2 separate regions of the Homo sapiens genome follow, and region 2 is linked to region 1. Evidence: read pairs that join two places in POLR2A ChIA-PET (ENCODE). Cell type or tissue: GM12878. All regions are shown on one strand. Each heading gives the region's core, and the rest is flanking DNA. Links, peaks and the distances in the headings are about the cores only. Region 1 overlaps ATF7IP (activating transcription factor 7 interacting protein). Region 2 overlaps ATF7IP (activating transcription factor 7 interacting protein).

The links. Peaks named below come from ENCODE experiments on the same cell type or tissue, not always from the same donor. Only the 100,000 strongest peaks of a DNase experiment are listed, where the experiment ranks them.
Region 2: POLR2A ChIA-PET joins it to region 1 with 7 read pairs; 4 of 35 experiments call an interaction of 5 or more read pairs at or near these places.

The regions. Positions count from the first base shown.
Region 1 is chr12:14,451,755-14,456,148 of GRCh38, reverse strand. The region is part of intron 6 of ATF7IP (activating transcription factor 7 interacting protein); the gene reads right to left. Among named protein-coding and RNA genes, the nearest start is that of PLBD1-AS2, 76 kb to the left of the region's middle. In GM12878, for the core only: a CTCF peak has its summit at 1,846; a DNase peak (open chromatin) is centred at 1,858; H3K27ac peaks cover 220 bases.
Region 2 is chr12:14,401,884-14,406,277 of GRCh38, reverse strand. All of the region lies in intron 1 of ATF7IP (activating transcription factor 7 interacting protein), which reads right to left. Among named protein-coding and RNA genes, the nearest start is that of ATF7IP, 38 kb to the right of the region's middle. In GM12878, for the core only: no CTCF peak of the experiment used is centred there; a DNase peak (open chromatin) is centred at 2,377; H3K4me3 peaks cover 1,251 bases; H3K27ac peaks cover 1,902 bases.

The sequences.
Region 1 (4,394 bases), core at 318-4,317:
CCAATTCAACAAATAAGTGGTATCCAATGTCACAAATCAAAATTATTTTTAAGTTGTTTTTTAAAAAAATACTACCTACCACTATGTGACTTAAATTATTTAATAAAATGTCACAAATCTAAGCTTCAGTAACAACTTATTTCAGCCTTTCCCCCCAAAACCAGGGAATACAGAAATGGAATTATAACGCCTACATATTAACTATCATTATTTAGGCCTCCATCATTAATAACACTATCATCATTTATCTCTTAAAACGAGGCTGGGCACAGTGGCTCACACCCGTAATACTAGCACGTTGGGAGGCTGAGACAGGCAAGGATTGCTTGAGCTCAGGAGTTACAGACCAGCCTGGGCAACGTAGCAAAACCCCATCTCTAAAAAAAAAATACAAAAATTAGCCAGGCGTGGTAATACACGCCTGTGGTCCCACCTTCTTGGGAGGCTGAGGTGGGAGGATAGCTTGAGCCGAGGAGGCAGAGGTTGCAGTGAGCTGAGATTGTGTCACTGCACTCCAGCCTGGGTGACAGAGCCAGAACATGCCTCAAAAACAAACAAACAAAAAATGGAAGAATAAAATATCTCTACTCAAGACTAAGTCAAGTGTAAGAATAACATATTAAACCAAAGGTAGTAAATGCTTAGAATTACATTGAGCAGATGCCATTAATCACTCTTCTTAACAACAAATACATCTTGCTACTTTTTATATGACACAACAATAATTTCAACCTTCTAGTATGACATTGCATTAGATACGTGTAGAGGGAAAAACAATAGAATTAAGACAATCTGCTATAAAGGTGCTTAAAATCTGGCTGTCAAGATAAACAAATGTAAAACAAGAGAAAAGCACATTAAAATAACTGTGTAAGGCGAATGCAAAAAGCTTAAAAAAGAAAAGCTTTTAGGGAAAGGAATGCATCTTTAAGCACATTGTTGAGTAATTTTTTTTTTTTTTTTTTTGAGATAGAGTCTCACTGTCGCCCAGGCTGGAGTGCACCATCCTGCGGCACCATCTTGGCTCACTCTAGCCTCCGCCTCCCAGGCTCAAGCGATTCTCCTGCCTCAGCCTCTGAGTAGCTGGGATTACAGGTGCCTGCCACCAGGCCCGGCTAATTTTTGTATTTTTAGTAGACGTGGGGTTTTGCCATGTTGACCAGGCTGGTCTCGAACTCCTGAACTCAAGTGATCTGCCCGCCTCAGCCTCCCAAAGTGCTGGGATTACAGGCATGAGCTACTGTGCCTGGCCATCATTGAGTAATTATTACACTCAAAATGGTTAAGATAAAAGAATATTTCAGGAGAAAAACAAGAAGAATAAAAGCATAGAGAATAAATAAATGGTTTAGAACACAGGAGTCATTTGATGGAGGATTTTTGAAAACTGTGGTATGATCAGCAACATGTCAGAACAGGAAGTCCCCTCTGCTTCCCATATGGAGATGACTTAACAAGATAAGCATCATATTGCCTGCATGAGATTTCCACAAATTAGTTGAGAGGGTATGCCATCCCAGGTGAGCACAAGGCCAAAAAGAGGCACACTGGAACAGTTAGGAAAATACATTGCATTTACTCACTATACCCCATCAACCTCCCAACACAGCTTCTACATCAGAAAGGAAAGAGAAAGTTGGAGCTTGAATCCAACTGTTTAAGAAAGATGCCCAACGCATTAGATTTTGTCTTACCCAACATGGAGGACTAATCTGGAGCAAGAACTGTGACTATGGCACTTCGGATGCCTGTGAGCCTCAGAGACCAAAGGCAGGACCCTCAACTTGATAGAGCACCAGAGAAATTGCAGTAACACAGACAGACAGCAGGGGAAGCACTAATACAACAGCTTGCCAAAGTACCAGAGGCTGCTATAGCAAAGACAGGTACCAGAGGGAGCTTCAGAGTAGAGAGGCAAACCTCTTCAGATGGAAGAGTACAAGCAAAAGCCCAGAGAAGACACATAGCCAAAAAAAGGTGTTAGAGGCCCACAGACTCTCTAACAAGGCTGACTGGTGAAGCCCTTCCTGTGTACAAGAGTCCACAAAGACTGGGAGATGTGGCTGTTTTTTCAAATGCTAAAATTTCAACAAGCATACAAATAAACAGAGAAACATGGTCCAATCAAATAAATAAAATAAATCTCCAAAAACCAACCCTAAAGTAACAGAGAGCTATGAATTATCTGCCAATGAATTCAAAATAACTATCATTAAGACACTCTGGCCAGGCCTGGTGGCTCGTGCCTGTAATCCCAGCACTTTGGGAGGCCGAGGCGGGCAGATCACCTGAGGTCAGGAGTTCAAGAGCAGCCTAGCCAAAATGGTGAAAGCTTGTATCTACTAAACATACAAAAATTAGCCGAGCGTGATGGTGGGCACCTGTAACCCCAGCCACTCAGGAGGCTGAGGCTGGAGAATCGCTTGAACCCAGGAGGCGGAGGTTGCAGTGAGTGGAGATTGCGCCGTTACACTCCAGCCTGGGCGACAGGAGCGAAACTCCTTCTCAAAAAAAAAAAAGATACTCAATTAGGTGAAAGTGAAAGAGACGACAGAAAACAGCAAAATCAGGAAAAGGGTGCATGAACAAAATGAAAATATCAACAAAGAGAAACTGTAAAAACGTATCATAATACAAATTAAAAAGCTGAAGAATACACTGAAATGAAAATTCACTGTAGAGAATCAAGAGCAGACCGGATCAAACCGAAAAATAAGTCCACAAGTTTGAAGACAGGTCATTTGAAATTATCAAGCCAGAGGAGCAAAAAGAGAATGAAAAAAAGCTAAGAAAGTCTAAAGGACTTTTGGGACACCAACAGGCAGACCAATATACACATAAGGGAAGTAAAGGAAGACAGAGAGAAAGATAAATAATTGCTGAAAATGTCTGAAACTGGAAGAAGAAAATGGAGATGCAAATTCAAGAAGCTCAAAGACCTCCAACTATTGTTAACCCAAAAACATCTACACTGAGATACATTATAACCAAGCTGTCTGAATCACAGTAAATAATCTTGAAAGCAGTAAGAGAAAAGCAACTCATAACAACACACAAGGGAACTCCCATAAGATAACACGCAGATATCTCAGCAGAAATCTTGTAGGCCTGAAGGAGTGAGATAATATATTATCAAAGGGCTGAATCAAAGACCTGCCAATCAAGAATACTATACCTGGCAATAATATGCTTCAAAAATGAAGGTGAAATTAAAATTTTTCCCAGATTAGTAAAAGCTGAAGGAGTTTCATCACTATACCTGTCCTAAAAGAAGTGCTGAAGAAAGCCCTTCACGTGGAAACTAAAGAGTGTATGCATCATGGAAGCATACAAAAATATAAACTTCTCTAAGAAAATGTTGATAAGGAGAAAAATACAGAATCCTGTATTCTTGTTATATTGGTGCATAAACCACTTTTAATTCTGGTATAGAACTTAAAAGCTTAAAAAAACTAAAAATATGTTAACAGATACACAACATAAAAAGATGTGATATACGACAACAGTAACATCAAGTCATAGTGAGGCAGATATAGACTAGCGCTCTTATATGATTAAAGTTATTTGCAGTTTAACATAGACAGTTGTAACTTTAGGATGTTTTATGTAATCCCCACGGTAACCACAGAGGAAACATCTAAAGAAAATACACAAAACGAACTGTAAAAGGAATGAAAGCACACTACTATACCAAAAGAAAAACAAAAAGCAATGAAACACAAAGGAATCAAGAAACAAAAAAAAGCTACAAGTCATAGAGAAAAAAACAAAATGACAACAATAAGTCCCTTCCAATGAGCAGTTTATTTAAATGCAAATGGATAAAATTCTCCAATCAAACGACAGGTTGACTTAATGTTTTTTAAAATAAGATCCAACTATATGGTGCCTACAAGAGGCTCACTTTGGATCCAAAATACAACACAGAATGAAAGTGAAAGGATGGAAAAATATTACCATGCAAATGGTAACAAGAAGAGAGTAAGGATGGGCCATACTTATGTATGACAAAATAGACTTTAGGTCAAAAACTGTCAAAACAGACAATGAAGGACATAATGATAAAAGGGTACTTTCACCAGCTGTAACACACACACACACACCCCTACATCAGAGCTCCAAATATATGAAACAAACATTGAAAGAATGGAAGGGAGAAACAGACAGTAACACAATGATAGTAGGAAACTTCAATACCCCACTTTCAATAATGGATAGAACCATCAGACAGAATATCAACACAGAAACAGAGAACTTTAACAACACTATATGCTAATTGGACCTAACAGACACATAGGATAAGCTTGGATCAAACAACAGCAGAATACACATTCTTCTCAAGAGCACATAGAAAATTCTCATGGATAGGTCGCATGTCACAACCCAGGTCTTAA
Region 2 (4,394 bases), core at 123-4,122, 50 kb after region 1:
AAAATACAGCAATCAGCCAGGCGTGGTGGCAGACATCTGTAGCCCCAGCTACTCAGAAGGCTGAGGCAGGAGAATCACTTGAACCCAGGAGGCTGAGGTTGCAGTGAGCTGACATCACGCCACTGCACTCCACCTGGGCAATAAAGCGAGACTCCATCTCAAAAAATAAAAAAACAAAGCAATACAAGTGAGAACATTTAATAATCCCATATATCAAATATCACTTTAAACATGTCTTGGAATTTCACATTTTCTTTATTAAATTAGTTTTAATGCTTTTAAAATAATTTTTGCTCATACTGGCCAGTTTTGTTTCAAGAAAAGCAAGAAGACATGATGCTTGCAAAACATTATTCAAAGCAGTTACACATCACATACCAATCAAAATTTGAGGGAAACTGAATAACCAAGGCACCTTAGAACAATTAGTATAGCAACTAAAATGCCTTAGAATAGTTTAGAGAGTTCCAGGAACTTCACCCTGGATCTCTATCTTATTCCTCTTCTCTTCCAACTGCCCTACTAAAAACCCACAGGAGTTTAAAGTGGCAGCTGAGATGTCTGGGTGCAGTGGCTCACGCCTATAATCCCAACACTTTGGGAGGCTGAGGTGGGAAGACTGCTTGAGGCACCAGAAGTTCAAGATGAGCCTGGACAACATAGTGAGACCCTGTCTCAACAAAAAAAATTTAAAAATTTGCAGGGTGTGGTGGTGCACACCTGTGGTCCCAGCTACTCCGGAGGCTGAGGTGGGAGGATCACTTGAGCCTGAGAGGTCAAGGTCATAGTGAGCCATGATTGTGCCACTGCACTTCAGCCTGGGCCACAGAGTGAGATCCTGTCACAAAAAAAAAAAAAAAAAAAAAAAAAAAAAGATGAAAGAAAAAAGACCCTAAATCCTCTTCCATATTATGGAGGAAATTCAAATTCCTCTTTGTACCAACTATTTATCTTCTATAGCAGAGCAAGATTGCTGGTTATCCCTCTTTGTAGATCTAATTAAAATTATTTTTTATCACAAATTTTCCAGCCAATTCTATTTATAATTCTACATCTTCCTTCAGTTAAACCTTTCAAAGAAACTTACACTTTTGATAGCAAGATCTCTACTACTGGGCATACAACAAAGAATGAACCAGCACCTCCACTGGCAGCAAAAGAAAAAATTACATTTCCACTCTAAATTTTTCCTAGCAACAATGCCTAAGAATACAATCTACTTGTTTCTGGCAAATGTCTGCAATCGACTTAGTTTCATAGGATGGGCTGTTAAAAGCGATTAAAAAAAGTTTAATATATTTTAAGAAAGCACAGAGTTCTTTACCCAAAACCAAGAATTGCCACTTAGTTTCATCTTTTGGAACCTGAAAAAAAATCTGTAGAGTTCTGACCAAAAATTCTATACTTTGGAAACTCTCTTAACCTCCTAATCATCATATCAAATAAGCCAGTGGTCTCCATCCATTCTACAAATTTATTGACTGATACCCATGGTCTTCTGCTCTCAACTAAACCTGTTCATGTAAGTTGTGTTTGTTACTAAGTTGTACATTTTTTAATAAATTACAGAATTTAAATTTTGTGTAAACTGATGAAATATGAGTGCAAAAAAAAAGAGAGTTGTGAAATATGTAACAGTAAGAGAGACCAATGCAAAAAAACCAAATATACATACACACACCAGGGTATGACAGATCTTAGGCAAATCATTTAACATCGTTAGGTCTAAAGCTTTCCATGTGAAATATAAGGAAATTAAATCAGAAGACCTTAAAGAACCTTTCAGGTTTTTTGCTGATAACATTTTAATAAAGTGTACTTAAAAATGTACTGTTTAAGCAATAATAAAGATAGGTTGATTTACTCATGTATTCAATATTCATCAAATGCCTGTGGTCATGATTATAGGACAATTTTTAAGCCACTCTAAAGAAATGATGTGATGAAAAGTACAAGAACATAATCTAATAAAGTGTTCCTGTATGTAGATTTTAATGTAAATGTGGAAGATAAATACAGCAGTAATACAATATATGGATATTTTTCTACATGTATGACCATGAAAATTAGAAGTTCTGTTCTCTAGTTTCCATGAACTGCCTTGTCTCCATTATAGACTGTTTAGCACTGGAAAAAAAAAAAAAAGCTTACAAATGTGTAATTACAAAGATGCCCATATTGTCTTCCTGATAGGGTTAGTATTACCAATGTTTATGAGCCAGATTTCTGAAAACTGACTCTGCATTTAAAAAAAAAAATCACTCAAATTCAAGTGAGACGGGGGAAAAAAGAGTATGCCTTTCTTTCCAATCTCAATTTCAATTGCACTTCTGCTCATAACCCTATTTATAATTCAGTTATAGCCACAAGACTTCACAAGTAGTTGCTAAGCAACAGCAGCATGCTGAGTTCAGGGCTATTGGAAATCTGGCTCTCTGCCACATGAAAATATTTAACTGAGCCTAGAGCCTCCAGAATTAAAAAAAATAAAAAGGAGGAGGTGGAGAGAGAGAAGCAGGGGAGAAAAATTCCAAGGAAATTCAGTGATAAATGCAGTAAGCCACCAAGTACATATAACTAAGCTCTTTTGGAGGGTTCACAAATGCAGATCTAGCACCTTATTTTGGCATTTCCAAATACCATATTTCTCTTCTAAATTTTTAATCATCTTTTCTACTGTTGACATAAAGAGTCTGAAGCCATTTGACTGGTAAACAGAAAAAAATTCGATCAGCCACCTCACTGTTAACAGCACAACAATCAATTCAATAAATATACTGTGCAAAGAACAGTGCTTAGAGAGACTAGAAGAGCAGTTTGTGGAGCCTGACTGTGACTATGTTAGATCATTAAGGCCAGGAGGCAAGAAACTATACATTTTCTTCTAATTCCTTTATCCTCATATTCCTGGTTAACTACTAAAAGATGAGATTAACATCTCTATCCTAAACTGCACTGTTTTTCCATTTTAAACACCTCTAATAATTTTTAAAGCATATTAGGAAATTTATTGACAATATAAAAGGGGTAAACAAAAATTAACTCATTTCTTAACAGAAATTGAAAAGACACTAAATGTTTCAACACTCATTCACTGATAAAAATTAAAATTAAGCACTGATAAAAATAAAAATTAAGAACATAAAAATCATTCCTTTAGCTGATAAAGATCACTTCAAACTAACAAGAAATTCCATAATAATATACCACAGATATTTCTCTTAAACACAAAAAAACACCATAGTAATAAAACACCACAGACATTTCTCTTAAACACAAAACAAAGGGTATGCATACTATATCCAATACGTTGTGAAAATCCTGAGCAAAGCAGTAAAAGCTCAAACAGGAGTCAGAACATACAATAAAGAAAACATTCAGGCCAGGAGCTGTGGCTCATGACTGTAATCCTAGTACTTTGGAAGGGTGAGGTGGGTGGATCACCTAAGCTCAGAAGTTCAAGACCAGCCTGGACAACATGGAGAAACTCCGTCTCTACTAAAAATACAAAACATTAGCCAGGCATGATAGAATCCCAGCTACTCAGGAAGCGAGGCAGGAGAATCGCTTGAACCCAGGAGGCAGAGGTTGTAGTGAGCCAACACCGCACCACTTCACTTCAGCCAGGGTGACAGAGGGAGACTTTGTCTCAAAAAAAAAAAAAAAAAATCAGAATGGCAAGAAAAATGTATCTAGAAACACTTACATGACATATTAGAACTGTCTTATGAAATATTAGAGCTAAGACTCAATGTAAAAAAAAAATCAATTCTTCCTGGATAAAATTTATTAGAAGTATTGTCAGGGAGGTGACTAAAGAAAAAAAAGGGGAATTTTTAAAAGTAACTATAGCCAGGCATGGTGGCTTATGCCTATAATCCCAACACTTTGGAAAGCTGGGACAAGAGGATTGCTTGAGCCCAGGAATTCAAGACCAGTCTGGGCAACACAGCGAGACCCCATCTCAACAACAAATTTAAAAATTAGCCAGGTATAGTGACATGTGTCTCTGGCCCCAGCTCCCTGGGAGGCTGTGGTGGGAGAATCACTTGAGCCCCAGAAGTTAAGGCTGCAGTGAACTATAATCATGCCACTGCACTCCAGTCCGGGCTACAGAACGAGACCCTATCTCAAAAAAAAAAAAAAAAAAGAAAGAAGAAAAGAAAAGAAAAAGAGAGAGAGAAAGACAGACAGAAAGAAAGAAAAAAAAAAGAAAATTCCACCTAGATATTTTGTAGCATGACTAGCTTTTAAAACTTACTCTGAGGCCAGGCGCGGTGGCTCACGCCTGTAATCCCAGCACTTTTGGAGGCCGAGGCAAGCGCATCACGAGGTCAGGAGTTAGAGACCAGCCTGGACAACAAGGTAAAACCCCGTCTCTACTAAAAATACAA